2 separate regions of the Mus musculus genome follow, and region 2 is linked to region 1. A link is a loop called in an ENCODE intact Hi-C map of the cell type or tissue named here. Cell type or tissue: left cerebral cortex. All regions are shown on one strand. Each heading gives the region's core, and the rest is flanking DNA. Links, peaks and the distances in the headings are about the cores only.

Region 1 (14,933 bases), core at 2,222-10,221:
ACACACAAATATACACATGCACACACATACAAATACACATGCACACACATATATACAAATACACAGACACACACAACACAAATATACATACATACACATATACACACATACACACATGCACACACACACATACTTGCACACACACACATGACACCCCACAGATCCTCACAACTTGCTCCTCTAACACTGAAGTCTCGATCTTCCTGTCCCACATATGCTTGCACACTCACATACACACACATGTGTGTACACACACACACATGTACACAGACACATCACACCCCAATACTCTCTTCCCACAGTGTTCCCTATCTTAATTGATGGCAGCATTATGTCTCTGGTTAGACATCATCCTTGACCCTCCGGTCCCTTCAACACTGAGGTACACTAGATATACATGCTATATCCATCCTGTACTGCCACTGTCTCTTCCTTCGAGGCATTCTTCTCACCTCTCACGATGTTGATCATTACTGCTGTAATCCTGGCCATGAAGCCAGGGTGGCCTTGAGAACATGTAAGTTAGAGCATGGCCTTCGTCCTCAATGCCTAGAGTCACATGAGAAGAGGGAACCTCAATTCACAGGTCAGACTGACCAGTGGCTGTGCCTTTGAGACACTGTCTGGATCGATGATTGATGTGGGAGGATCCAGCTGCATCATCACTAGACTGGACTAATGAATAAGAAAGCTGTCAACATGAGCTGAAGAGGAAGCTAGTACACAGGGTCCTTCCACGGCTTCTGCTTTAGTCCCTGCTTGATTTCCTGCCATGCCTTCCCTCAGTGATGGACTGTGACCTGGAAGTATAAGCCAAGCCTCTTCCTTCCAAGTTGCTTGGGGTCAGAGCGTTTTATCACAACAGAAAGCAAACTAGAAAAGCTTTTCTGTGCTCAAAAATCCTTACATTGCTTCCTATCTCACACAGATAAAGCGAAAACCATCTTTCGTGCAGAACCATATAACTAATAAAGGTTGAATCTATTCGAGGGAGACGGCATCACTGTTTGATCTGTACAAAGTCTGTGGTTATTAGCATCACCACTCACATGCACACACACACGTAAATACACACACACACACATAACACAAATATACATACATACATATATACATGCATACACATAAATGCACACACAACACAAATTCACATACATACACACACATGCACACACACATATAAACACAAACACATGACATACACACATGTACACACATACACACATATGCATACACACATATACCGGCGCGCACACACACACAACACCCCACAGATCCTCACAACTTGCTCCTCTAACAATGAAGTCTCAATCTTCCTGTCCCACACACAGAACACTGATGTGGTGGTAAGAACTGCTCATTTTACAAAGCAAATACCGATGGGAAAAGAAATTAAGACAGAAAAGAGATTCTTTTTTAATATAATGAATACAAGCTGACTTCTTCAGAGACTATTTTTCCATCGTCAGCCAGCTAGTTATGCTGACAGAAGAAAATTTCTGAGTAGCAATAAACTGTGGCTGTCATGGGCTTCCTGGGCCCTAGTACACAGTGATGATACCAATCGAAAGCTGACTCAAATCTGGTGTCCTTGGACATCTTTTTCACAGTTTATTTTGCAGATGCCTACCACTACTTCAAATACTGGTACAGCAGCCACAAAGGATCAAATTTTCCTGCAATTCCTGTACTGCTTTCAAATGTGGATGTGGCCTGGTAATGATGAGCAATCTGTTCCTATACCTGGATAAGTCTTGTCTAAGACAATGGAGATTTTGGGGGACTCCCCAACTCCATGGCTGTGGGAAGCCACATACCCATTACAAGATGGCGCTGGCTACCGCTGGCCACCGCCTGTAAGTTCGACTCTAGCTGCATATTTATCAAAAGATGGCCTAGTCGGCCATCACTGGAAAGAGATGCCCATTGGACAGGCAAACTTTATATGCCCCAGTACAGGGGAACGCCAGGGCCAAAAAATGGGAATGGGTGGGTAGGGGAGTGGGGGGGGGGGAGGGTGTGGGGGACTTTTGGGATAGCATTGGAAATGTAATTGAGGAAAATACGTAATAACGTCCACACATGGCTGCCAGAGTAATGAGAAATGGCAAAGACCAAGGCCAGTCTGATCTGATAACAGTCTAAAGAGATAAATGGAAACTTTCTTCACCTATGACCCAAGTGCAAAACATGCCAGTTCAATCATGAAAAAAATTTACTACTCAAAAAGTATTTGTTTACCCAGACAGTATTTTTTCCTCTCCAAATGTTCTGAAAATCTAATTAGGATAAGTCATAAGTACAAAGGGCAGATCTGGGACAGGAATGAATGGCAGAGCTGAACTTGAACCCCCAGGTCAGAGCTGTGAAGCATACACTAGGCAGGATTGAGAATTTCCTGTGCTGTTTATATGTGTCAGGGAGAAACTATGGCAGGGTAGGAGAGTGAGGGGCAGAGTAGGAGAGTAAGGGGCAGGGTGGGAGAGTGAGGGGCAGGGTAGGAGAATGAGGGGCAGGGTAGGAGAATGAGGGGCAGGGTAGGAGAGTGAGGGGCAGGGTAGGAGAGTGAGGGGCAGGGTAGAAGAGTGAGGGGCAGGGTAGGGGAGTTAGGGGTAGGGTAGGGGAGTGAGGAGTAGGGTAGAAGAGTGAGGGGCAGGGTAGGAGAGTGAGGGGCAGGGTAGGAGAGTGAGGGGCAGGGTAGAAGAGTGAGGGGCAGGGTAGGGGAGTGAGGGGCAGGGTAGGGGAGTGAGGGGCAGGGTAGTGGAGTAATGGGCAGGGTAGAAGAGTGAGGGGTAGGGTAGGAGAGTGAGGGGTAGGGTAGGGGAGTGAGGGGCAGGGTTGGGGAGTGAGGGGCAGGGTAGGGGAGTGAGGGGCAGGGTAGGGCAGTGAGGGGCAGGGTAGGGGAGTGAGGGGCAGAGTAGGGGAGTGAGGGGCAGGGTAGGGGAGTGAGGGGCAGGGTAGGGGAGTGAGGGGCAGGGTAGGGGAGTGAGGGGCAGGGTAGGGGAGTGAGGAGTAGGGTAGAAGAGTGAGGGGCAGGGTAGGAGAGTGAGGGGCAGGGTAGGAGAGTGAGGAGTAGGGTAGGAGAGTGAGGAGTAGGGTAGGAGAGTGAGGGGCAGGGTAGGAGAGTGAGGAGTAGGGTAGGAGAGTGAGGGGCAGGGTAGGAGAGTGAGGAGTAGGGTAGGAGAGTGAGGGGCAGGGTAGGAGAGTGAGGAGTAGGGTAGGAGAGTGAGGAGTAGGGTAGGAGAGTGAGGAGTAGGGTAGGGGAGCGAGGGGCAGGGTAGGGAGAGGTGAGGAGAGAAGACATAGACCAGCACCTTTTTCTGTGTTTCCCACAAGCAGTAGCAATGAGGCAGGATTAAACAGCCTAAAGAATGGCTAGTTCGATGGGCAGTTGTGGCACATGCCTTTAATCCCAGCACTTGGGAGGTAGAGGTAGGTGGATTTTTGAGTTCGAGGCCAGCCTGGGCTACAGAGTGAGTTCCAGGACAGCCAGGGCTACACAGAGAAACCCTGTCTCGAAAAACAAACAAACAAAAAAAAAAACCATAACAAACAACAAAAAAAGAATGGTTAGTTCAAATAGTTTACCTGACTCTGAGGAACAGGGTTACCCCCATTTGCCTAGTACTTGACCCTGATGTGCATAGGACAGATGGAAAGCCCAAGCCCAGAAGGGGAGACTGGCCTGCAGAATTTGCATTGATTGGTCCGCTTGGTCCACATATTAAAAGGTCTTGTACAGGCATATTCTTTACTAGCCCCCATGAATTGACTGGTCTTCAGAAGGGCATCTTCTCAGGGTCAAGCAAGGCCCCAAACTGCACAGCCTTTGGGACACAAATACCATGCAGTCAGAGAAGTCCCAGGAAGTTTGTGCAAAGGCTACTTTCAAAAGAACAGGAGTCACAGGGTCAAAGATGCTGATTTGTCCAGGCTAATCAGGACTGAAACTCAACCACTTTATTTAGGAACACAGTAAATAGGCTTGCAGTCATCACAAGGAAGTTTTAAGTGGAGAAAGCCTCCTCTCAGACAGGAAAGACTTCATCTCCTCAAAGTGGCCCCATGCTAGCTACCCACCACATCCCACAGGGCACTCTTTGAAAGAGCAGGGAAAGAAGCAGATACTGTATTTGAATAACTTTACTGTATTAGACCAAAGGTAGGAACTCATAAGCTACCCAAGAGGATGAATATTCATGTGGATAACACACACCAGGTCCCTTAACAAAAATAAATAAATAAATAAATAAATAAATAAATAAATAAATAAAAATTTTCTTTGCATGTCCTCTGTATCCCCAGCATTTGCAATCCTTAACAAGCCTTTTAATAGCATGGATGTTACCTGCTTGTAACTGGAAGGCTACGGTTTTATGTATTCAAGGGTCAAGCACAGACTGGAGCCCAGCCTCTTCAAACTTGTGAGGAGAGAAGCAACATACTGTAGCTGAGCCAGGCTTGGCTTTGAAAAGCATCGACTCTCAATCAGGTTCTTATCAGGAAGAACCATCATACAAGTCAGGATGGAATTACTAGGTTGTCTTTCTTGTTACTGTTAATTTCTCAAAGTTTACTCATTCTCTTCTCCTCCTGTCCATAGGTTTTTTTTTTTTTTTTTTTTTAAAGAGTGTCAGGAAAAAGTCCATTCTGGATAACTTAATTTGGGCTTCTGTTTGAATACGGTACTACAACTGGCCTCTTTCCCTGCGGTACCCTGACAACCAACTCAATCCTTTCAAATTATCTCTTTTGGGGGGAATAAAGACTATTTCACAGAGAGTTGGACATTTGTTTCCTCAAACAGGGCAAGAAGCTTGCACAGCACCACCTCTCTTCCTGCTGGGGACACTGTGGACAACATTCTTTTTTTAAATTATAAAATCCCCTTTATTATTTTTTTCCCTCTTTAAAAATACATTTGTAGAGAACAGATTTGTGTTTATACAGGGACATTAAGTGGTTTTCTGGCATCATTTTAAAGTCATTTAGAAAGGATGGCAAATTAGGGGGCCGAATGTGGAATTGCGTAGGTAGAGCTTAATAGCTTTCAAATATCAAAAAGGTTATTAAAAGCACCACAGGATGGAGTTTTTAGCTCATAAATAGAAAACAAGAATCAAAAGACTTCAGAGGACATTTCAGTTAGAAGTCATAAGAGTGAAAGGACATAAAGCTAAGAGAGGCACAGAAGAACGGGTTTTCCTTTTTAAATTACCAACAGTAATAGCAGTGATTTACCAACCACAAGCCTAAGACAGTCCAAGGACATCAGAGAAACTTCATAGGCAAGGTAGGATGTGGGCTCCCCCTGGAGGGCTGGGCAGAACTTACAGGGGGAAAAACAGGCAAAACAGGAAGCAAAGCAGAGCACTCATTGGCAGGGGAGGCTAACAGTGTGGGCTGAAGACCAAAACAAAGGATCCAGGTTGAAGTCAGTTAAGATGAAAGTATGTGCAGGAACCAGGGGAGGTTGTACAACTCAACTGAAAGAGGACAATGTCCCTGGGTATCTTTTCTTTGACCATCCTTTGTTCTAAGTGGGATAGCGCACAGGATGAATATATATCTTCTATCTTCGCTCTCCAGAAGAAAATGGTGGCTTAGTGACTTTATTTTTCTAAGCATGGTACTTATTATAGGAATAAACAGATCCTTGGGTGTCCAGTGACCATTTGTACCGGTAAGTGACTGTGACCAAATACTCCTGTTCAGGCCAAATGGATGAAACTTGCTGACGAATGTGGCATTCTACAGTCCATTCTCAAGCCAGGATCTGCCATTTGCATCCACAGTAATCAGTATGACAGAAGATTGCAAGCAATCTGGAATTGATACTAAGGCTTGAATTTTTAAAATAACTTGCATTTTTTTAAAAAATTAGGGCAGGTTCAGGAGTTACATTACACAAGGCTATCTCAACCACAGACGTTCTAACTTGCTATCTGGGGGGAGGCAAGATAACTCAGTACCCTCCTGCCCCTTCTTTAATCTGAACATAACCAGGGATTTCTACACCTCTACCATGTATAAAAGACAGGAAGTGGTAGAAGAACCCTATCAGAGAATAGCAGTCCCTCAAGGTTAATGTCAGTCACCATGGCTATGTCTGATTAGAAGGGCATGTCAATCCTTCTTAGAGATCGCCTTGGAATTTGCTGAAATGTGCCTTGACCTCTCTTGAATACATATGACCTCTACAAGGAACATATTAAATAAAGGCCACTGTGTTGCCATAATTCAGTGCCACTGGAATCTACACTCCTATTGCATGGCCCTCTGCCTACGGTGGTGAGGACATAATCACAGGCCTCTAACACTTTCATAACTTGTGCTTACAACTCTCAGAAGGGGTGCTGGGATTATCCCCTAGCTTCTGAGAACACATCATAGCAGGTGTAGAAAGCCGAGGTAATAAAGCTAGACCAATGTAAATTCAACCACTAAAACAGCACTTGTTGTCTGTGTGACCTTGGTCAGGTCACTTGACTTCTGTGCCTCGGTTTCCTCACTTACAGTGCCCGTCTTAAAGAATCTTTCTGAAGTGAAGCCAAAACTGCAAGGCATTCTTTTAGTGCAGTGCCTGACATGAAATATGTGCTCAACATCCAACCTTCCTATCAGAAATGTATCACTAGTATAAGATGTTCCTTTGTGAAAAGACTGAATGAACTATTCAATAGGATCACTTTAGCTAATAAGAGAAAGTTATGTTTGCTGTGGTCGGAGGAGTGCATCTCTTGGAATTTGTAGTCTCTACCTGAAAAGTAAGGGCCGTTCACTTGTCTTAAGAGTTAACGGTATGGGACAGTGTGCTGATACCTGAAGAACTCTATTAGTGATTCAGCTGACATTTCAATCTGCAACTCCTTTCTGAAATAAGCTCTTCACTATTGCCAAGGATAAACAAGGCATGTCATTAATCCCCATACCATGACTCAAGGAAGCCTCTGCTAATTAATTTTAACTATTCAGTGATTCACTCTCTTCAGGTGATAATGATTCACATGTTTTGATTTGCCAAACATGGCTTCTAGATTATTTTCAGAAATGTCTGTTGGACTCCTCCTTAGCACAGTCACGACTTGGACAGTGCCTAAGATGTGAGTTATTATTTCATTCCAACTTCGGCCCCGTCATATGTTTAGACCTAATTTAGATCATCTACTCATTTAGCAGTGAATTAGAAGCATCGTGGTGCAGCTGGTAGAACAGGCATGCCTGGGATCAGAATAGCAATGGAGCCATGTAGGAGCCAGAAGGCATCTTCTGCAGTGTGTCTTACCTCCCTGAACTTGGAAAGAGTGTTCCTACCACTCAAACAAGTGGGGATCTGCAGGCAGGCACAGAGCACAGTCCCAGGACAAAGGAGATCTCCTCTAAGAAAGAGCAGCTTACAGGGGTACCTAACAGCACCTACTCACAGGTCACAGATGCCAGCTCTTGCAGGAATGAGATGCACAAGCTCCAGCAATAGCTTCACTCCCTTCTGCCATTCTTCCTCTCTTTCAAATTCGCAGTACAAGTAGCTGCACTCATCCGAAGAAAACTGGTAGAAAACATAATTATCTTGAAAGTATAGATGTTGGTCCACTGTTCGAAGCAAACAAACAAACAAACAAACAAACAAAAAAAAGTTGTGGTTTAGAGTCATAAATCAGATAATAAACCGAAAAGTCCAATAATTAAGGAGAATCCATAGACAAGGCTGTACTCAGACATCTGAGCTTCATTCATGCTTACACGCCCAATCAAAATGAAAGGATGCACTGGCTGGTCAATTTCACTGCTTGAACTTTGATATATTCACATATATGCTATGTTTTCTGCTTCACAGACAGGTGATGACCAAATCAATATCGCTTCAAAGAGAGCGGCAGGCAAAGCCGCATAAACACAGCACGATAGCAAGTTTCAGTTAGCAAGATCAGTGGCTATCAACTGGGGATGATTGTGGTCCTGCTTCAGGGGACCATTGGTGATGTCTAGAGGCATTTTTTGGTAGTCACAATAAAAGGGTGTGCTACCGGCATCGAAAAAGGGAAAAGAAACAGATGCTGGCAAAAATCCTGTATGTACAGGACAGTCCCCCCACAGCAAAGAGTTGTCTAGCTCAAAACGTCCATACTGTCATCGTTGGGAAATCCTGTCTTAAAGGAATCAAACATTAGAGATGCTTCCAAAAGGCATTTACACGAAATGTGTGGCTAACTAGAAACCCAATGCTAGCCAATGAGCCAATAAAAGCTCCCCTCCCCAAAAACAGTTAACTGACTTTCTAAATAAGGTGCAAGGTATTAGTGACTAAGATGACTACAACCATGTCCCCTCTGTATTGTTCTGTAGAGGGAGTTTCCCTAATTATTGCTTGGTTAAATAAAGATGTCAGAAGCTAATCGCTAGGTTTAAAAGAGAAGGCGGGATTTCCAGGCAGGACAGGAAGAGAGCACAGGGAGGACTGGGGGTGGGGGTGGGGGGTGGGGGTGGGGGTGTTGGACGAGGGGGCAGGAGGAGGAGAAGCTGCAGACAAGCAGGTCTCTCCGCACTGATAGTTTGTAGCAACTGCGGAGGCCAAGGTGGATGGGGCAGGATATTCTTCACCTAGCCTTTGAGTTATCTGGTCAGTTTTAAAATATAAAGGTCTCTAGTGTTTTCCTTCCACCCGGCTAAAGGGAGCTAGGGAGCTGGGTGAGGCAGCCATTGCTGCACCAGGCAAGCAGCAAGCGGAAACCTGGAGAGCTAGCTTGGGAGCTGGGTAAGCCACAGAGCCAGCCACAGGGGTGGATGGTCTGTGGAACGTGAGCGGTAGCTCCAGGAATTCTCAGAGGGGGAATGGGCAGGATGGAAGTGGAGCCAGATACGGTGTGATCTCGGAGCTAAGTCGTGCAGGGCTGCAGCCTGCAAGGAGTGCTGGGCAAGGAGACCAGGTAAAGAGAAGCGTGCTTTCTAGAATTGCACACAATATTGTTCTTTCACAATGATACCAGGAATTGACCTCAATATTTATCCTCTATAGAATATCCTGCCCCATCCACCTTGGCCTCCGCAGTTGCTACAAACTATCAGTGGGAAGAAACCTACTTGTTTGCAGCTTCTCCTCCACCTGCCGCCTCGTCCAACCTCTGTACACCCTGTGCTCTCTTCCTGTCCTGCCTGGAAATCCCGCCTTCTCTTTTAAACCCAGGATTAGCTGCTGACATCTTTATTTAGCCAAGCAACAATTTGGAAACAATTAGGCAAATTCCCCCTACAGTATCAACTAGCATCTGAGAAATCGAGATTAAATAAAAAACAAAGATAGTTTGGTTTCTGCTCCTTCAATTCTCCTAGTTCAACTAAGAAGAGAGAGATCGCCATCTATCTGACCTTCTACTTAAACATCACTTTCTGGCCTGTTTGAACAGCTACTTTCACAGCTCACATATCTACATGTTCATGGTTATTTAATTAAAATGGCAAACACATACGGTTCATAAGTCAGTTTCTGATGATTGCATACATCATAATAAGCCATTCATTTGAAGCAACAAAAGATCTCATTGGCAAAAATATGAGCAGAGTAGACAGGGAGAAAGGAAGAGACTTTTACATGTATAAGCCTGCAATCAACAGGTACCTAATCATTTCCACAGAGGGTGTGGGGAAAGTAAACGAATCAAAAAATGATCTGCCATTTTTACTTAGAAAATAATTGTGTAAAAAAATCTGCCTTCAAAAACAATTTCCATCCAGATTATGACATTCTCCGGAAGGTCAAGTACGGTCTGGTCTAGCAGTTTAACAACACAGTGACTGCGTCCTCAAAGTAAGGAACACTCACCGGATGACATAATCCCCATATCCAGTAGGAGCTGCCAGACTCCAATGGCCATAGATCTACACTGGACAAAAGGACAGTGTTCCAGGAGCCAGTCGACCAGCTCTGACCCCACACAGCTTCTCCTGGAACAAAGCAAAGCCACAAGCAATGAGAAATTTCAAAAACGAAACATTGATGTTAGATGCCATTCCTTTCATGAGCGCTCTGTCTCTGAAGTAAGCAAGCCAAGAAAAAAATGGCATTGCCTCTCCTCTACCTTCAGGTTAATGCTAAGATAATGATAAGCATCCAGATATATAGTCCTTTTAAATGAGAACACAGGTGGCAATTAGACCAAACAGTCAATATGAAGTTCTAATTCTATAGGACACCTTTCATGTTAAGGATCACAGTGTTAATTAATTTCTCAGTGCTTCTTTCAATTAGGCAGCATCTTTGGGTTTTGAAAGCACTTTAGCCCATGGATTAAATACTGTCATTTTTTTTTCACATTCTCAAAACACTGAGGCTCCACAGCCTTTTCTGTGTGTCTGATATCACCTGGAACACGGAAGTGTGCAGACATTTGCTCAACAAACCAAACCTCCACATTGCATGAGGTAGCACAGGTGGTCATGAGGAAGTCTCCTAGTCTGAGCCTTTCAACAGCACTATGCTCAGTGGTTTCAGGGAAAAACAAGGGTGCTGTCAGGTGTAGATATTGATATGTCAAAGCTATCTGGAAACTTAGACGCTCACCCCTATCAAATCCTTTAGGTGTTGCTGGTGACCACAAAGACCAAATTCCTCTAACTTTCCTTTCTCATTAGGAAGGGTTCATTCTGTTTGGAACACTGGCTTAGAACAAATATGCTAAAGTGTAGAATTGCTATAACAACCTTAACAGAAAACTGGGTACCATTCCCCAACATAATATTGATTTCATTGTATCTGGTCCCTTTCCGCCCCTCCCTAAACATCATTATGTTTGCAATTGCTCTTACCAACCATCTGACCAGGAAAACCATTAGGGACAACGAGAAACTCTGTCCTTAATATCTCTAAAGCAAATAAAATGAGATGAGCTGCTATGCATTTATTTTCTAATCCCCTGACTTGTTGAGCAGATCTACAACAATCCCGTTTAAAGCTCAAATCTATGGGGCAGGGAGGAGTGGAAAGGATAAAAGCTGAGGTTATTGGAGCACTGCGATCTAAATACTGGCAGTAGTTCTTAGCCATAGTGTGATTTAAGTCTTGTACTCCATCCAGAAGCTTTGGTGGTACACGGAGATATAACCAGAGCTGTGATGCCAGGCAGTAGTACTTCCATACAGAGGTGATGAACTATAGACCCATGTGGTCCTGTGTACATATGGAGGTAATGAGCTACAGACCGGCGCGAGTCCATGGACAGCTACATTTTACCCATCTCTGGGGTGGAAATTTTGTTTTTTCTTGACCTCTTCCTTTCTTCCCATTATGGTTTCTAACTGTCTGTGGTAACACAGACAGTAAACTTTAAAACATAAATGATATAGTGGAGTGCTTAGTGATTCATGTACATAAAAGGAAATAAGGTCTCAGGAACTAACATGCTCTTTCTATAGTACAAACTGAATAGAAACTTTTCAAAGCTTTTATTGTGGATTTTTACCTAGCATACGGGAACACATCGCCTCCATTTACCACCAGTTTAAGTGCTCCATCCCAGACAACCTTATTGGTAATTTGTCTTTAATCCTAGAACACTAGTCAGTCCTTGGACTATAATGGAGAAGACATACAAATACATACTCCCTCCCAACTCTGTTCATATAAAAACCTAAATACATTCTAAATTGGATAGTTCATTTTCCCATGGACCTGCTTAGATCTCCATTTCAATCAGTGCCCACAGAGATTGCTAACAAATTAAAACAAACAAACAAAAACACCCTAAGAACAAAGGTAGACTTTAGCGTAGCCTTCTGTAACTAACATGGATTCTCTGAGCTTGCCTACAACTAGACAAGAAGACTTCCATATACAATGTCAGTTTTAAAGAGTTGGGTGTCACTGTACTTGATGTTTTTACTTTTTTTTTTTTTTTTTTTTTTTTTTAGTTTCAACCTGTGTGTGTGGGTGTGTGTGTGTGTGTGCAGAGGTTTGAATGCAAAATGTCTCCTGTAGACTCATATATTTGGACACTTGGTCCCTGGGGTGGTACTGTTTATAAGGTGACAGAAATTTTAGACCACTAGTTCTCAACCTTCCTAGTGCTGTGGCCTTTTAATATATAGTTCCTGGTGTTGTGGTGACCCACAACCATAAAATTATCTTGTTGCTACTTCATAACTATAATTTGCTACTGTTATAAATTGTAACCTAGATATCTGGTATGCAGACCCTGCTTTAGAAGGTGCAGCCTTGTTAGAGGAAGCACATTGTGGAGGCTGAGCTTCAGGAGTTCATCAGCTCGCCTTCCTTCCTGTTTGTTCTCTCTGCTTCATGCTTGTGGCTAAGATGTGATCTCTCAGCTTCCTGCCCATTCACCTGCTGCTATCTATCCTCTGACATGATGGGTACCATAAGCCAAAATGGACTCTTCCTGAAGCTGGCTGTTGTACTACTGAGCTGGCAGCAGCTGTGATTATGTACCCAAGTTCTCCATAAGACTGGGCTTCTCAACTCCTGGTCATGAAGAAGGTAGGGTTCATAGGGCCCTACACCTTCCTGGGGTTTTATAATTCCACTAAAAACTTATTAATAAAAGGGCAGTCATTTCTTTCAGTGCCATAAAGAACTTGTAAGGTACCAATGTGCCTGGAAACAAACTCCCAACTACACTCATGTAACCTTGCCACCACCCCAACAAAAAGACATGACAATAGAAGAGAGGCTAGTGGGAAACAGGAAGAGGGGCACATGAGTGGGCCTATAATAAGACAGCAGCAGAGGTGGAGATAATAATGACTGAAATTCACTGTGTACAAGTATGAATCCCATTATTATGTATAAATGATGCATGCTAATAAAACATTAAAACATTTGCAGAAACTGGTTACTGTTAAAAGGCATGAAGAAACTTTTTAGAACATAAACACCCTTTGTATATTAATAATGGTTACACAGATGATGACTGCATAGGTATATAGTAAATGAAACTTTATTAGGCAATATACTTTAAGACTTGTGCATTTTTGTGTATAAACTGTACCTCAGACAAGAGTCTTCTTACCCCAAATATCTGGGAATCACTATTCCCAGGATCCAGGCCATCATGAAATATTTTCAATGGAAACATTTGTTTCCCGTGGCCAATGAAAACAACAGGAATAATAAACTGATTTTTTTTACAAGTTAAATTTTTATAGCTAAAAGGAACATCCTTTATTGGTAGAATAAATATGTCCTCCTTTTTGTGATATCTGAGTGCTGTCCCAATTCTGCTATTTCAATGTTATCTCTTTAAGAAAAGCAGCAATAAATAACATTTCCTTTCCTCTTGGTTTTACTGTTATAATTTTCTTTTGGTATCATTCAGCGTTAGTCCATCTTCCTTTGTTTTGTTTTGCTTTAATATTCCACAAGAGTGAAACACATGCTTCAGATGACCTCACAGTAGTAGGTGCAGCCATTTATTAAGACTGGCCATAAACTATTTGTTTCTCCAATACAGATGTGCCTCTATTATTCACTGGCTTAGGAAGCCAGATTGCCATTCTCATTTCACAGTGCAGAGTGGGATGCGGCTCCTTCTCACCTGGAGGATTTGAACAGCTCTTTTTGCCTATGAACCTTTCCAGAGACTTGACCATGTCTCCAATATGGAGAGACCTATTTTTCTTGAAGTCCCCAGTGTAGCATGCACCCATGTCTCAGGAGAATGAGAGGCGGCAGGGGACAGGGAGAGAGAGAGAGAGACTATGTAGTTAGGAAGGAGTTTCATATTCTTTTAGACCCAGAAGCCTAATCATGACCATAAGCAAGCACCCTTAGGATCCTCAGCAGAGAAAACACATCTGTCCCTCTGACAGCTAATACCGAGACAGCCTGCTACTCTATGCTCAAGGTTACAATTGTAACACAGGCTGTTTTCTTGACAAGGTGTTAAGAAATTGTGTTACCTGTAAAACCCCTTGAGATTCACTCTGTCCTTTACCAGGTCAGCTGCTTGAAGGATAATAATATTCCTTAATGCTCTTCCTGCACAGGAAGAATTCTCTCCATAAATCTAAGAGAAAAGACAAACAATCCCTGTGAATGTAGAACAATAATGTGACAGTCTGTGAACTCCCAATAGCATGCTATATATAAGTAGCATGACCAATTCCCAGAGCTTCAGACACATTTTAGCCTATGAAACTACCGGCCTATAATTACCTTACTTTATTTTAGCTGATGGTCTACTTAGGTTATTAGACTATAATAACTTTTCTAAATGTAAAGTACTTTACCTAACTATAATTGTAATATTCTTTTAAAACACAAAGACTTCTGTGTAAAATATCCATTATCTTAAATATAGTGTTCCAATCACTACAGGAAACTGAAGAATCATTTAATCTATTTAGATTAATCACAAACAAATCTACTACTTTGGCCATATTGGTAATTCATGCATATAAAAGTCCTCAGAAGATATTTCCACACTTAGTGAATAACTTAAAGATGGTGCAATGTCACAGCAGGCTACTCTGCCCTGAGGCTTCACATAACCTCAGAGTTCACAGCTAATTCCAAAGTTCTGATTTGATCTACAGTACTTCACAATTCCATCTTTCAGAAAGAGATTTCATTTAACTTCTTTCCTTAATCTTCTCATCCCTCCACTGCCATTGTTGGTCCCTGGAGATGAAGGTAGGTAACTCTTGTGAGTTTTAAGCCCTATTTTTAAAATACTTCCTTTTCTCCAATTGCACCTTCCTCTATAGCACAAGGCTGTTTCATAAACCAAGGAGGTGCAAAGCAATGAGCTTACTTCAAATGGTAAATGCTCATGAAATTGTTGTATGCTGCTAAATGTTTACAGCTTTCCATTTGTTCTCTTTATTCATACTGTGAAATTTATTTATCTTATGTGTATGTGTACTTTTCCCTGAATGTATTTACATATGTATGTGTGCCATATGGTGCCTGGTGCCTCTGAAAC
Region 2 (14,933 bases), core at 2,904-10,903, 50 kb after region 1:
AACATAATGGAAGCGACATACCAAAGAAAGAGTGTTTAGAGACCTAACCCAGAGGATTAGAGTCCATGATGGTGGTGCAAAGGCACGGTGGCAGGAACAGCTGAGAGCTCACATCTGGATCCACAAGCAGGAGGCAGAGAGAGAACACTGGGAATGGCCAATGTCTTCTGAAACTTCAAAGCCTAACCCCTGTGACACACCTCCTCCAACAAGGTCACAACTGTTTCTTCCCAAACGGTTCCACAAAATAGAAACAAGTATGCAAACCTATGAGCAGATGGCACCGTTCTCACCCAAACCCTCACAAACACCTTTGTTTTTCCACAACCAAAGTCTGTTGCAGGAGATGGAGGAACATGAAAACACAGAAAGGAAGTAAACAAAGTGTTAATTTGCCATTTTGTTCTTGTACTAAAATATGACAAAATTAAAATAGAATAAACGAATCTACAGTTTCCTTCCTTCCCAAATAAGTACTTTTGGGAGTGACAACCATAGAGGATTTTAATGTGGTAGTGGTGGGTTTTGTTCTTATTGTTTCTGAGATGAGGTCTCACAGTAGCTCAAGCTAGCCCGGTGCTATGTAGCCTAGGAAGGCCTCTGCAGTCTTCCTGTCTTAGCATGGCAAGCACTGGGATTATAGATGTGAACCACTATGACAAGCTGTTACTACAGAATGTTAAAATTGATTCTTTGTTTCCATGGGGCTGGCCTCTGCAAAATTACCAACCACAAATTAAAAATAGTTGGGGAATGGGAGGGCCCACACATACAAACTTTTTTCTTCCTTGACATGAGTTTCTAAAATACAACAAAAAAACTACTGGCAAAGCATTAGCATCATATTGGATCTCATAAGCAATCTAGATGACAAAGTTATGTGTGTAGGTTATGTGCGAGCACTGTTCCATTTTATATAAGGGAGATGAGCATCAGCAATTGGTACCTATGAGAGGTCCTAGTACCAGAGTCCCTTGGATAATGGGGACCACACTTAACTTTATGTGAAGCTATGGTTAACAGAGTTTTAAAATACTGGGTCGAGCTAGCAATCTGTCAGCAAGCAGATGCAAGGATGTCATGGTTCTCAGGGAAGTTCATCACATTTTCTTCTTGTCTGCTCTGACTCACCTTGCCTACAAGCCTCCATTAATGGTTTGGTTTTCTTACAGGATACCATGAACAGACAAAGAAGTAAGCTGGCCAATGCACGAGGCACAAGGTTGACCTTTATTATGGAGGTGAGGCTGGTGATTTTTTTTTTCTTCTTTGTTCAGAACATTCTGACAGCTATTTTTAATTCTGGCAAGTATTAGTTACCATTCACTCATACCCGTAATGTTTCCCCCACTTTCCCTGGCCCATACCCAAATAGGTCAGGGAGAGCCTGTTTGTGCTAAATTGAAAGAAAAGTTAGTCTGGCTTTGTACCAATTTGTTGAGCAGTCTCAGAGTAGCAAGGTGCTACCAGCAAGTCCCAGAAGCTATAGCAGTTTACAGAGCCTTTGTACTTTCTGTACTAGAGAGCTAGACAGTCTACTCAAAACTATGTCCTATGGGGCCTGACTTGCCTGGATTCAAACTTCCCTCCCTTTTCCCACCTACACAATCTGAGATCTTGGGCAAGCCACCTCCGTGTTTCAGTTTTCACATCTATGGAATGCACATAGCCACATCTAATTTACAAGCCTGTTGCAAGAGCTGAATGAAGTCTCTGCCATAGGTATATACATGATACATGAGTCTCTGAGTTTAATATAAGTACAAAGAACAAATCATGTTTTCAGCTTATAAGGCATATGTTTAAAACAAGTATTAAATGAACATACTGGTGTAGTATGGAGTAGCGTATATTTCTCAATAGTGGAGACAAGTTTCTGGCAGAGGTGGATATTGAGTCACACCCATGGTGTTCCAGTTTGGACAGAGTAAAAGGGTCACTCTGTTTATGTCATCTCAGTAAGATTGCTCATGCCTGCACTCTCAGCATTTGGGAAGCTGAAGTAGGAAGATGCTACATGTTCAAGACCAAGCTGTGAGACACAGTGAGTCCCAGGCTGACCTGATCCCTCAATTTAAAATGGGAGGTGGGGTGGATACCAGTGGTCCTTTCTAGTTTTTGTTCTTCTATTCTGCATCTGCCACAGGGCCACCAGCTAGTGAAGTGCAGTAAGTAAAAGGAGTCACAGAAGGAAAGTAAGCCACCCACCTGAAGAGAAAGTCAAAGGGTGAGCATCTCTAGAGGACTATAGTAAGCTAAGCATAACTATAGGACTATGGTGAAGACTCCATTGTGAAAGCCAGTCACTGAGCATCACAAGAGGACCATGGGGAAGCATCCGTTGGGAAAGCCAATGGCTGAGCATCACTACAGGACCATGATGAAGTCAATGGCTGAGCATCACTAAAGGACCATAATAAGCAGAGCATCTCTACAGGACCATGGTGAAAAGTCCATCACTAGAAGACAATGGGCAAACATCTACTGTGAAAGCTAATGGCTGAGCATCACTAGAGAACCATGATGAAGCCAATGGCTGAGCATCACTAGCAGACATTGTTGTCCACTGTGAACAACTGAATCAGCTACCTACTGTAAATAAAGCACTTTGAGATAAAGAAGAGCATCCCAGAGTCTAAGAGGAAACATGCCAGTAGTAAAACCCAAAATATGTCACTCCCAGCATCTGACAGCATATAGAGAAAGATGGAGTGGTCATCAACACCTATTCTACACCATCAATTTTGGAAATAGCCTGGTTAGAAATATCTTTAAAGAATTTCAAAAATTAAGGTAGAAGGCCAAGACCAAGGGGGGAAAGAGATAGACACTAAAAGAAGCAAAACATTCGAGAAATAAACTATTTTTGCTAATACATTTTTTAAAAGATTTGTGATCCTTAGACAGATGGGCAGTTTCAAATGTGAGGGCGAAAATGGACATGATAAATCAGAAAGTATAAAGGCTTCTAGTCTACTGAGACCATATGCTAAGTATGGGGGAGAAGAGGACACACGCTCAAGAGAGAATTTGCCACAACAGACTGGAACAAATGCATTAATTCCTGATGACACTAAGAAAAGAACAACTGTGGTTATCTTAAGAAAAGAACAACTCTGGCTATTCATGAAGGCTGTTAGTAATTAAAGCATTACTATGAAAAATGATACATGGGGAAAACAGGATTCCCCCCTTCTTTCCTATGCAGCCTGAATGCTGGAAAATCCAAATAATTCCTGGTAGAATGCACTTACGAACACTGTTCCAAATAATAGGTGCAACAGGAATGATGTATTCAGACTGTCGATGTATTTGCACTCCCTAATGAAGATGACTTCAGGAATTAAGAAACTAAAACCATCAGGTGAAAGGTAGAAGGGAAAGTGACATCATCTGCGTCAATCAGTCAGTCCTCACTACTCCGGAAGAATCCTGACCTATCAGCACCACAAAATGACAGGGACACCTAGCACAGTACTACTCAAAAACGGTATGTGCTTTTGAATCCAGTCCAGCCTCCGTATGGAATTGTCAGGTTATAGGGATGGAAGAATGGGTTAACTAACACCCAGAAAGTAGGACAGAGTCCTGGACTAAGGATCCAATTTGTCTTGCAAATCAATATCATTAAAAAAAAGAGGGTGGAGTCTGTTATAAAATAAAACGGACTTAAAAGTTCAAGAATCAAAATCAACATGTGGCACTCTTAGTTTCTGATTCTAATAATAACAGCTAGACAGGCATCTTCAGGAGGATTTGCATGTAGGAACTGTGCTAAGAAATGTTAACTGTCTTAGGAACGAAAAAGTCACAAGTGCTTTGTTTTGTTTATTTGTTTGACTTGTTTTATTTTAAATAGGAGTGCAGAGCTCACTCTGTAGCCAAAGCTTGCAATTTTGACAGACTTGTGTTCTAGATACAGCCATAAGCTACCATGCTGGCACAGAGGAGGGTGCTGGTGGCTGTAAGGTCCTTATCAGAGGTGTCAGATGCAATTTTTATGAAGTAACTCAGAGGTTGCTTTAAATTATACCAGAAACAACCCCCTCCCCATCCCATCCCTTACCACAAATGAAACAAGATTTGGTATAATGGGATTCCAGAATACCTGGTGTTGCCATTGATGTTTAAAAATGTTTCCATAGCAAAATGTAGCCGTAGTAAAAAGTAGCAAGTCTTCCTACAATGCAAACCTTAGCTTTTGCTTTTCTTGTCCAAAGGAGGTGCAGTCTTCTCAATGAGTATGCACAGTGAATTCAATACCATTAGAAACAACAGAACAGAGGAACCAGGGAACCAAGGAAGTGTGCTGTATTAACCAAATGACAGGTTAACTTGTCCCAGAAAGAGACACTCTGTAAGGTACTGGGCTGAACAACACAGTCCATAGAGAGCTGAGTTGATGTTGGATGGTCTCAAACTGTGGGAGTCTCAGACAACATGGACAACAGCATAGGAACTACTAGGTCAGATTTTGGTATGATTCAACCTCTTCACCAACAGTGCAATACTCAGAGCTGCTTTGTGCCGAGTGAACTTCTATGAACAGAGATCACTCAGCTCAAATCCGTAGGTACGGCCTCACAGTTTTCATTGAGTCTCTGAGTCATGCTGCCATTACATTAATATCAGTGTCCCAATCAAGGGGACTACCCAGTTAATATCAGATGTTCATCACCTGCCAATCAGCCTGGGATATATTTTACTATTTCTCTCTTCCTCTCAAACCCCTTCTTATGGACATTTACATCATCCATACTATTCTTAAGTTGAAGCTCAAACCCTTACTGTGATGACATATGGAAATTGGGGGGGGGGTGTGGAATACTGTGATGGAAATCTTTGGCAGTATTTAGATTGTATTTGGTTGTGAGGGTGAGGGCCTCATGGTAAGATTAGTGGCTTTATAAAAAGAGGACAAGATTGTCTTTGACCCTGCTGAAGAAAAGCCATAAGAATGGGTAGAGGAAAAATGGGCCCCTGCAAGGCAGACAATGCCCTGTACAGAAACAAAACTAGCCTGAACAGAGCTTGGGTTTGCCAGATTTCATAACTGTGAGAAAATAAACATCTCTTCAGGCCATCAAGTTTAGGGTATTGTGTTACAGTGTCTCAAGCTGCATGACACAGAGCACATGATTTTACTTTGTTTCCCTTCTTTCAAACTCCTTCCTACCCCTTTGACAATGAGGGTTACAAAAATCGCAACAGTAGTTGCTCTAGTTAGTGTTTTTCAACAGGACAACCAAGCTATAGTTATCTGGGACTCTCAACTGAGAAAAGACCTCAATCAGATGGCCTGTAGGCAAGTCTGTAGGGCATTTTCTTGATTTGCTGATTGATGTGGGTGGATGCTGCCTACTCTCAATAGTGACACCCCTGGGCAGGCTGAGGAAGCCATGGTGAGCAATCCAGTAAGCAACACTCCTCCATGGCCTCCGCTTCAGTTCCTGACTCCAGGTTCCTGTCTTGAGTTCCTCCCCCAAGTTTCACTTTTTTACAGTTGATAAACTGTAAGCTATAAGATGAAATAAACCTTTCTTCCCATGCTTTTGTTTATGGTGTTTTATCACAGCAACAGAAAGCAAACTAAAATAGTCTCCCCTGAAGCAGAAGGAGGGAGAAACTGATAAAAGTGGGAGTTTCCCAACAGTGAAAAACTTGACACTCAATCTTTTAAGAGAGACATGCATTTAAGCTCTTAAAGAACTAATACAATGTAGTGTGACTGAAGAAGAATTAGTAAAGTAGCTTGTTTGAAGAGCCCATATACAGAGTAGTTTGAAAGTTAGGGCCAGTCTGCATATTGACAGGGCAAACATCATCATCCCAGGCAGCAAGAAACTAGAGTCCCTGTGTAGATGAATGCTGCAGATGGATCTGTGGACAATTCCTGTCACAGACTTCCCGGCTGCCCATGTCTTCAGCATTCTGTGCCGTGGAAAAGTAACTGTCAAGGATAATAGGAACACAATTTGACCTACTTTCTCCTAGATTCTTGCAAAGTCTATAATTCTGGGTCTTGTGTTTATTTAGCCACCCTATCTTGAGGACACACTTCCTGCCTTTCTTTGTAAGCAATCCTATACACCACACATCAAGATTACTGTGTGGAGTGGATGGAGTTAGGGATTCTTATGGAAGAGTAGGGGAAAGGACTGAGGTCCCGAAGGGGTTAGGAACTCCACAGGAAGACCAAGAGAGTCAACTAGCCTGGATCCTTGAGGCTCTCAAGAGACTGAACCATCAGCCAGAGAACACACACAGGCTGGACCTAGGCCTCCCTACACATATGGAACAGATGTGCAACTTGGTCTTCACATGGGTCCCAAACAACTGGAGAGGGGGTTATCCCAAAAAGTGTTTCCAGTCTGTGGGCTATATTCTTCTAGCTGGACTGCCTTGTCTGGCCTCAGTGGGAGAGGACGTGCCTAGCTCTGCAGTCTTGATGTGCCAGGGTAGGGAAAAAAACCAGGGGAGCCCACCCACTCAGAGAAGGAGAGGGGCGAAGTGTTGTAGGAGGAGGTGACCGGAAGTGGGGGGGCAGTGAGCGGAATGTAACGTGAATTAAAAAACCATGATTACTGTGTGGGCAATTCTAAAACTTTCCTGGTGGCTGACTTAAAAATTATCTAATTGCATGAGAGAATCCTAAGAACAATCCTTTAAGGTAGCACCGAAGAAGAAAATACCTAGGAAAGGGAAAACACAGCCTGGAGAACAAGAACTGTAGCAATTCAGATCCTTGCCCATCTATAGGAAGCCACGACAGAACAAATGCTTCCTCAGCCCTTAGGTTTCCGCAAGCCAATAACATCACAGGAGCTGTGAGTCTCCAACTACTGTCTCCTTTCATGACATATAACTAAGACTTCTAGTCAAAAAAAAAAAAAATCACACCATTGTTACGATTTTTCAGTAAATACTACATAATAATCAAAAAATAATTTTTAAAAAAAGTATGAGTAGGATGTACCAAGGTATTCCCAAGCTCTGCTGAGTAGGAAGGAAGTCAGTGAGAGCTTACTGGGGCTTTCTTGAGTGGCTTGAGGATCACCAGGATGACAAGCAGGCCCTCCTTTTAACATAAAAAACATGTCTGGCCTGCTCAGGTCGTGAGATGCACTTACAACACAAGGAATGCTCCTTCACCAGGAAGTCATATCTGAACACACCATCAGAAAGTCGATATTTGAGATTCCCGGGGGTCCGACCCTCTCCCGCTCTAGGGGGCGTCCCGGAGTACTGAGTGCTCCCAGCGCTAGCAGCTCACCCAAGCTCTTCCAACTCCTAAGTCTCCCCCTCAGCAGTGGCGGCTGCCAGGGCAGTCCCGACGCCCAGACACTGCTGAGTCTTCCAAAACAAGCACGCACGTCGCAGGCCACCTGCAAACAGGACCTGCGGGAGGCCTAAGACTTTCTGTGAGACGGGGCTGGTTGACTCAGTCACCGGACACCTGCAGCTTCCCCACAGAAAGCAGCAAACAGCCCTTCTTCCTGCGATGCCCCGGCGCCCGGGTGCGCTCAGGTGCATCTAGGGGGAAGGGTGGCCGTCGCAGCCCGAGGGGCGCCCCCTAACCCCGACGTCCCAGGCCCCGCTCCAGCGGAGTCCCGCCACCTCCCCAACTTCCAGCCACGGCGTGGCGGGCCCGCGGGGCAGTCGAGGGCTCCACGTGCGCGCCCGGGCCACTCACCCGGGCGCCGGCGGCGCTCCGCTTCCTCCGCAGCGTGAGCCCGCTCCGCAGCAGCGCAGGCAGGTCCCTGAGGCGCGGCCGCAGAGACGCGGCGGGCGGCTCGCGCTCCGGCTCCCGGGCGCTCGGGCTGCGGCGCAGAGGGCCATCGGCCGGGGCCGCCGAGGCCAGGGCCGGACTCTCGCAAGGCGGCTGCATCTTGACAGAGCCCACCGCCATCCTGATGCCCTGACGGTTGCGGCGGCGCCCGCGGCTGCTCTCCTCCGCGCTCGCCTCCGCGCCTTCGCCAGGCAGCGAGAGGGCGCGACTGCGGCTCAGGCGCGGGACGCGCTGCCAGCCGCTGCCCATTGGCGCGCGCCCGGCTGGGAGCCTCGGCCCCGCGCACCGCCCCGGCCCCGCCCAGGTGCTCCCCGCCCCGCCCCGCCGCTCACCTCCGGACGGCTGAGACACTCCCACCGCCCGCGGAAGGGGCCCTGGAGCGGCGAGTGCTCTGAGCCTGCATAGGTGCGCCATTCCCAAAAACCTCCTCCCGGACCCATTCCCCCGAGTCTAAAAAGTCCCTTTGCTCCAGCCAGGAGTGGCCTGGACTGCGACCCAGAAGGCTCAGAGGTCTTCCTCCCTCCGGCGCTTAGCCTAGCCCCACAGCACAGTCGGTATCCTAGAAAATGTTCAGAATTGGTTTCTTGGGACAACATTGCCCACTCAGTGGTCGGTAGGCGCGCTCCTCATAAAAGGGGGAGCGGAGAAAACTAGTTGGGTTTGATGGGTGCTTAGTAAAATAGGTGCAAGTCTGGTGGCCCGAAGATGAATCTCTGTTGACATGTTGGAACCTGACCTCCCTGGAAGCCTTCTGTGTCTGGTGAATGTGCTTGGTAAACTGTAAAGGCTTAGCGCAGCATGAATCACTGCTTATACAATTCCAGGAGGTAGGAATTGTGGAGTGCTCAGTGGAAACCATTCCAGGAAGGCCTTCAACTCCAAGGGGTTGTGAATCTTCAACAAGGCCTTTAACCCCTCAGCACTAGGACGCTGAGACCCACTCTTTACCTATGACCGCCAAAGATCTGAAAAACCTTTAAAATGACAAGTAAGGATCCTTGACAAGGTTACTATCTCACACAGCAGATGTTTGGCCAAGTGCACACGGGAAATGTGGCCGAGTAGGGAGAGTGGAGATCTTGCCCTTAAGAAAAGGGAAATTCAGCCTGATGTAGATAAATACTAAGAGGAAATCAGGTAGTCCCTAAACTCTTGCTAATTATCAAGTGAATGTAAATACTAAAACCTCCTGGGAAGAGCAACCTAAGCCAGGCCAAGAAATTTACACAATGTCTTAAAGCTTAGAGCCCTTCAAGGAGATTTGAAATTGTGATTTCAAACTCTTAGGTGGCTCACATAGGGCCAGAGGGAGCCTTTGGACCTGGAGGCTATGTCCTGTTAGAGAAGGGTGATGTCATAATGAAGAAGTCGGGGGAAATAGAATTTGTGTTGTCCGCTTACTGCAGAAGACTTACATTTTGTCCCCTTAACCTATGTACATTTATTGAGAAGGAGTCAGTAATGAGCTCTATAGTCTGTTATGGTTTCCAAATGTCTGTGATGCAGATTTATCCAAGAATGAAACTCTACATCTGTATCTCTAACATCAGTCTCTTGATTTTTAGGTTAAAATGTGCCAGCTAAGGGGTTGGTACTTGGTTCCAAGGAGTTCCCAGGACACTCCTAGTTAACATTCTGATCTGTGGGGCCTTCTGCCAGTCATATCATCCCTGAGAAGTAACATTTGAATTATCTATGACTTCACTCCGCTACAGAAGAGATCGCATATGTTCTGTCTCCTAGTTGACATTCTCGGTCTTCACACATGTTCAAGCAGCTTTTTTTCCTTTGGCTTTTTGTTTGTTTTTGTTTTTGTTTTTGTTTTTGTTTTTTTTTTTTTTTTTGAGTCTCCTGTAGCCCAGGCCGACCTGAGCACCGTATGTAGCCGAGGATCACGTTGAACTTTTGGCACCCCTTCTTTGTCTTCCAAGTGCTAGGATTACAGGCTTGCACTGTAATCCTAGATTCACAGATTCACAGATTCACAGTTTTCAATATAAGATTTAGGAGTTTGAAACTTACACCATAGAGTCTATAGAATCGGCCATGCCATGTATCTAAGGCACAACATCAATAAGGACTTTTGAAAAGTCTATTTAGGTTAAAGTAATAAATAATAAAGGCCACACATACTTAGCATAAAAGTAAGCAGGTGGGAACCAGGAAGGTAGTTTGTCTGCTAAGGTGATTGATTGCCTTGCAAGTCCAAGGACCCAAGTTAGATCCTAAGAAACTATGTTCAAAACCAACCAAACAAACAAGCAAACAAGAATAAGGAAGCAGGGCATAATTAGTGTCACCTCTTTTGATCCCAGGGCTGGAGAGGTAAAGACAGGTAGACCCCTGGGGAATTGATGGCCAGCTAGCCTTATCTAAAGGGGTAAGCTCAGGCAAGTAGGAGACTCTATATTTAAAAACAACAACAACAACAAAAAAAAAAATCCAAGTATGAAAAGAACCTGAGAACTGGCAGCCAGGGTTGGCCTCCACATGCATGCACACACATAAGGATATTCACCTACACACGTGCATTTGCACACACACACACACACACACACGATATATCAGAAAGAGCAGGAATCTGTTAGTAGAAAATTCACACCACTCCTTTCAGACAAGCCCACCCCAGCACCCTCTCCTTGCCTTTTGCCCGGAGTACCACCCTTCTGTAATGCTATGCTACAGCGCTTGCATCCTGAAAGGAATATTCTAGGGATTTTTTTTTCCAGCCTTTTGAAACTTGTGGCTGCTGAGCACTTGAAATGTGGCAAGTGTGACTGAAGAACTAGGTTTTTAACTTTATTTAATTTAAATTATATAAATTTAGACAGCAGCATATGGCCACTGGCTATCCAATATGGCACATCCTAGAGATTTCTCTCGCCCAGACCATTCCATTTCTTACATTCAAATGTCACCATTTCAAGGAAGCATTTTATGACCGTGTGATATAAAACCACAGCCCTTCCCAAGCCTTTCACAGAGCTTGTTGCCTTCCAACATTCTACATAATCATTCTATATACTGTACAGACTTAGTCTCTTGCTGCCTCTCTGAAACTAGAAATACACCCTGTGAGAGCAGATTTTTTTTCTTTTGTTTAGTATTTTAGCAGTCGACCACAGTCATTGAATAAGTGAATGCTTTCATGTATGCAAACTCAGTTTTTCAAATAAGGCTTCACCTGGGTTTAAGTAAAATTATCCTGGCGTTGTATTATTGAAAGCTTAAAGACTATGGGTCCTGCATGTACAAACCCCGCAGCACTCTAACAAGACCACTAGCCAGCCTGAAGTCTAAGGAACCAGAGCTGATGATTTTTTACGAATGGAAATGGCATCATCAAGGCTACACTTGTGGAAATGCCTGTCGTGAGAAGCCACAAATTAGACAGGCTTTTTGTAGTGAAGAGAAATTGGAGAGCTGGAAAATGACCCTGACAGTGAACTATCTGCAATGTCATGAGGGCTGAACTGCTGCAAGAGTGGGGCAAAACTGACTGAGATGTTAGATGAGACAAGAGGCAGGAAAGAGGGTACAAAATGGCTTCTCACAGTGCTGCAGACCACACTCTGGGAAGATGACCATGGCCCAAAGTCTATAATGGGACCTTGAAGACTTGGGTCTGGGACTCTACTTCCTTGCATTTGAACAGGCTTGGGAAGGCTTTGTCCCAATGTTTACATGGGGATGATTTCACTAGATCTGTAAATAGCCCTTAATTTGGCCTGGCAGATTCCATTTCCTGCTATCTCAGAACGCTTGTTGGTAGAATGTGCTCACTCAGAAGCCAACTGCCTTGTTTTAAGGGGCCATCGTAGATATGTAGAAAAACCCAGTGTGGAAGGTTTCTGGCAGCTGAATTCCCATTCAACAGCATTATCAAATGTCGACTATCCATAAGCCACTTGAGATGTGCAGCCCAGGCTAGTCTTCAGCATTTGAGGGCAACCAAATTTGAGGAACCTGAGTAAGAGCTACCAGCTGAGCACCATCAACCACTGAATGGGGAGGTAAAATAATAAATTGTATTAATCCCTAAGTATAGAGTATTTATTTTGTAACTATGATGATCAAACACATGGTCAAAACAGAATGTGATTAAAATGAGAAAATGTTCCTTTGAGGGGAGGGAGGTCTATGCATAAAGAAACTATAAAAATGTCTTTACCTAGTGTGGTGGGTCATGTCTTCAGTGCCAGCCAATTAGATAGAAGGAGTGTAAATTCAAAGACAGCCTGAATTATATTGTTATACTCTGTCTCAAAAAGCCAAAGGCTAGGGACACACAGTAGCCCAGTGCTTACCTGGTAAGTGAAAAGCCCTAGCTCCAATCCCTAGCACCAAGGGAAAAATGTTATTGGAGTTGGCCAAAAAGGAAGAAAAGGTAGAATATTTTCTTCATATAATTGTGTTTATATGTACATTTGTGTACATACATTGTGAATGTATTACCTAATCAAACAAGAATTTACTGGCACCATATTTAGAGAAGTCAGAAGGTTGGGCAAGCAGGTTCTGTGGGCTTCAGTTTATACAGCAGCTATACTGGCTAAGTCAGAGGGCACAGGAGTGAAAACCGAGATAATGAGAGGAGAGCATGGGGGTTGGGGAGCTTATGAGGAAGACTGGAGAGCTGTGTCAGATTCAAAGTCATGATGGCTGGATGGGGCAGGAGGTGCACAGGTAGGTTGCCCTTAGAGAACATTCCGCAGATGGCTCTGAATCCCTGGCTGTATAAAATTCAGGATAGTGATTCCCTGGCTTTTCTTCATTTAATTATATACTCCTGTATGATTACCATAAATACCAAAACATCATGGATACACGGGTCGTCCTTTGTGTCTCACTGTTACTTGTCTACCTGCTTGTCCTTGGGCACAATGCACATCAGGCTCATGACTCCTCGGCCGTCACAGCTGCCAGGACGTTGGTGTACCCTCTTCCTAGTACAATCCCTCTTACATACCCAACTCTGAAGTGTGCCTCACTGAAATACCTTTATATTGTTGTATCAGCTTTCAGAAATAAACACGTAATTTCTCTTTTTTATTCAGCTCGGCCAACATCCCAGTATATAATGACTAAAATAGACAGACCTGAGCCTGGCCTCTCTGAGGATCAGAGCTGAGTAGCTAGCTGATCAGAAGACAGATTATGTCACACAAAACTCATTTCCCAGACTGCCTCACCGAGAATGCCAGAGAGAACCATGTGTGTACTTGATACTCATGCTATTTTTGTGATTTGTATGGAATGAATATGCAATTGAGAGAAATGTAGCAAAATAATGAAACATGTTTCAGATCTAAAATGTTAGGCTTACTTTATTTTGGTTTTCAAGAATCACAAATAGAACTATCTGCCCTCACACTGCTCATGACAAACCTGTGTGGTACAGCCCTGTTATTTTTATAGCATATCACGAACCATGCCTCAAGCAAATACTCCCCCCAGGGGGTGATAACATTTCCTTGTGCTATTTGCATCAGTGGCTCCAGTCAAAGAGAACACCTGATAGGGATAGGTGCCAGGATGGATATGTGTCCATATGAGTTCATCTTCTACTCCTTGTACTGATGGTCTTGAAACAAAATCTCTCTGTGCCTCTTCATACACTGTATAGCTATCACACTGGGAACTTCTTAAGTTAGGCATTCAGAGTCAGGGAAGAAAAATCCTGCATGATCAAAAGCCCAGCGTGACAAGACAGTAATGAAGGACTTAATGTAACCAACAGACAGCAATAAATCTAGGCCAGTCCTGTCCTACTCTCCCTCCCCTACCCCCCAGCTAAGGAAATCTATGCATCCTTCTGCACACCAAAGAACACTTCCTCTGAAAAGCCTTCTTCATTGTTCCCATCTGGGATGGGTCTCTCCTCCTGGACACACTGGCATTCACCTACGCTGCTGCCCTAAATTAAGGAAGGCAATACAGAGGTCTTGGCAAATGAGATTTGCTAAGGCTATGGGAAAATACATTACCCCCAAGGGTGATTGGAGGCTATAAATGGACTCCAGATGGTGGCATGTTCAGATCAGCAGGGAAGGAAGATGATTTTAGCATCAGTATATAAAGTGCCTTAGCACAGGGAGACGCTGAACACTGGGAAGCCAACAAGACAGGGTGCGAGATCCAGGCATGAAACACTAAAAGAGTAATCCCCAAGATGAGTTTAACAGAAATGGCTCCTGTGTTGGTACATTCTGTGTGTACTTTCTTTGCTGGTTGAGTGAGTTAATGCCTGTAAGACTGTAAACTTCAAAGCACCACCCAGTGGCCCTGTCTTTCTGCTAGGAGGGAAAGGGAATAAGCATAAGACGTGTGTGTGTGTGTGTGTGTGTGTGTGTGTGTGTGTGTGTCCCAGAATGGCCTTGAACTCTGTAGCCCAAGCTAGCCTCAAGCTAGTCCTCAATCCTCCTGCCTTAACCTCCCATGGTTCCCCAAATTTAATAGTACAGTAGTCTAACCTGGGCATGGTGTGGTACATTCTATAACTTCTGCACTCCAGAGGCTGAGGCAGGAGGATTGTGAGTGTGAGGCCAGCCTCACTATATAGTGAAATCTTGTCTTAATAAACCATGGATTCAGAATGTGGCTCAGAGGTTGATCATTTACTTACTTAAATGCAAAGCCTGGGGTTTGATTGTCAGCTCCAGAAAAATAAAAAGCTGCTAGTGATAGTGCGGTAGCCCTGTTTCTTCTCAGTTCATTTCCTATGGCTTCAGTTACCAGCAATTACATGGTCTGAAGAGATGAGATGGCAAATCCCAGAATAAGCTGTTTTCAAATGTCAAATTATGCACCAAGCATCCTGATAAAATCTCACAGCGTCCTGCTGCACTTCTGTTCTGGCTGCATCTCCCTGCAGGATAAGCTGCTTACCTGGCAGTCACCAGTGGTCATCTGCCCTCGTGGTTTGCATAGGAAGTGTTCCCATCAAAAGTGGCTTTGAAGTCTTGCTCCCAGCTAGCAACAGTATGGAGAAATGACTGGAACCTGAGGAAAATAATTTCATCAGTGGGTTGATCCAATGATAGGTTGGATATTACATGGGCTCTTACAAAGAGTCTCAAATCAGAGGTAGCCTCCAGCTGTCTGTCTGCCTGTCTTTCATCTGTCATCCTCCTTCCCCCACCCC

What was found. A loop is a pair of places that touch in the nucleus more often than their neighbours do. Peaks named below come from ENCODE experiments on the same cell type or tissue, not always from the same donor. Only the 100,000 strongest peaks of a DNase experiment are listed, where the experiment ranks them.
Region 2: a loop joins it to region 1, with 4 times the contacts of the local background. A loop is called at or near these places in 6 of 42 quality-filtered maps.

What each region holds. Positions count from the first base shown.
Region 1 is chr12:117,576,703-117,591,635 of GRCm38, reverse strand. It overlaps Rapgef5 (Rap guanine nucleotide exchange factor (GEF) 5), which reads right to left. Exons shown (of 26, transcript NM_001373989.1): 3 at 13,909-14,015; 4 at 9,821-9,942; 5 at 7,425-7,593. Among named protein-coding and RNA genes, the nearest start is that of Rapgef5, 50 kb to the right of the region's middle. In left cerebral cortex, for the core only: a CTCF peak has its summit at 5,312 (motif pointing left); DNase peaks (open chromatin) are centred at 5,314 and 7,144; H3K27ac peaks cover 701 bases.
Region 2 is chr12:117,526,994-117,541,926 of GRCm38, reverse strand. It overlaps Rapgef5 (Rap guanine nucleotide exchange factor (GEF) 5), which reads right to left and starts at 7,999. Exons shown (of 26, transcript NM_001373989.1): 1 at 7,694-7,999. The coding sequence starts at 7,909. In left cerebral cortex, for the core only: a CTCF peak has its summit at 7,234; DNase peaks (open chromatin) are centred at 7,282, 7,932, 8,533, 10,618 and 4 more places; H3K4me3 peaks cover 2,761 bases; H3K27ac peaks cover 4,124 bases.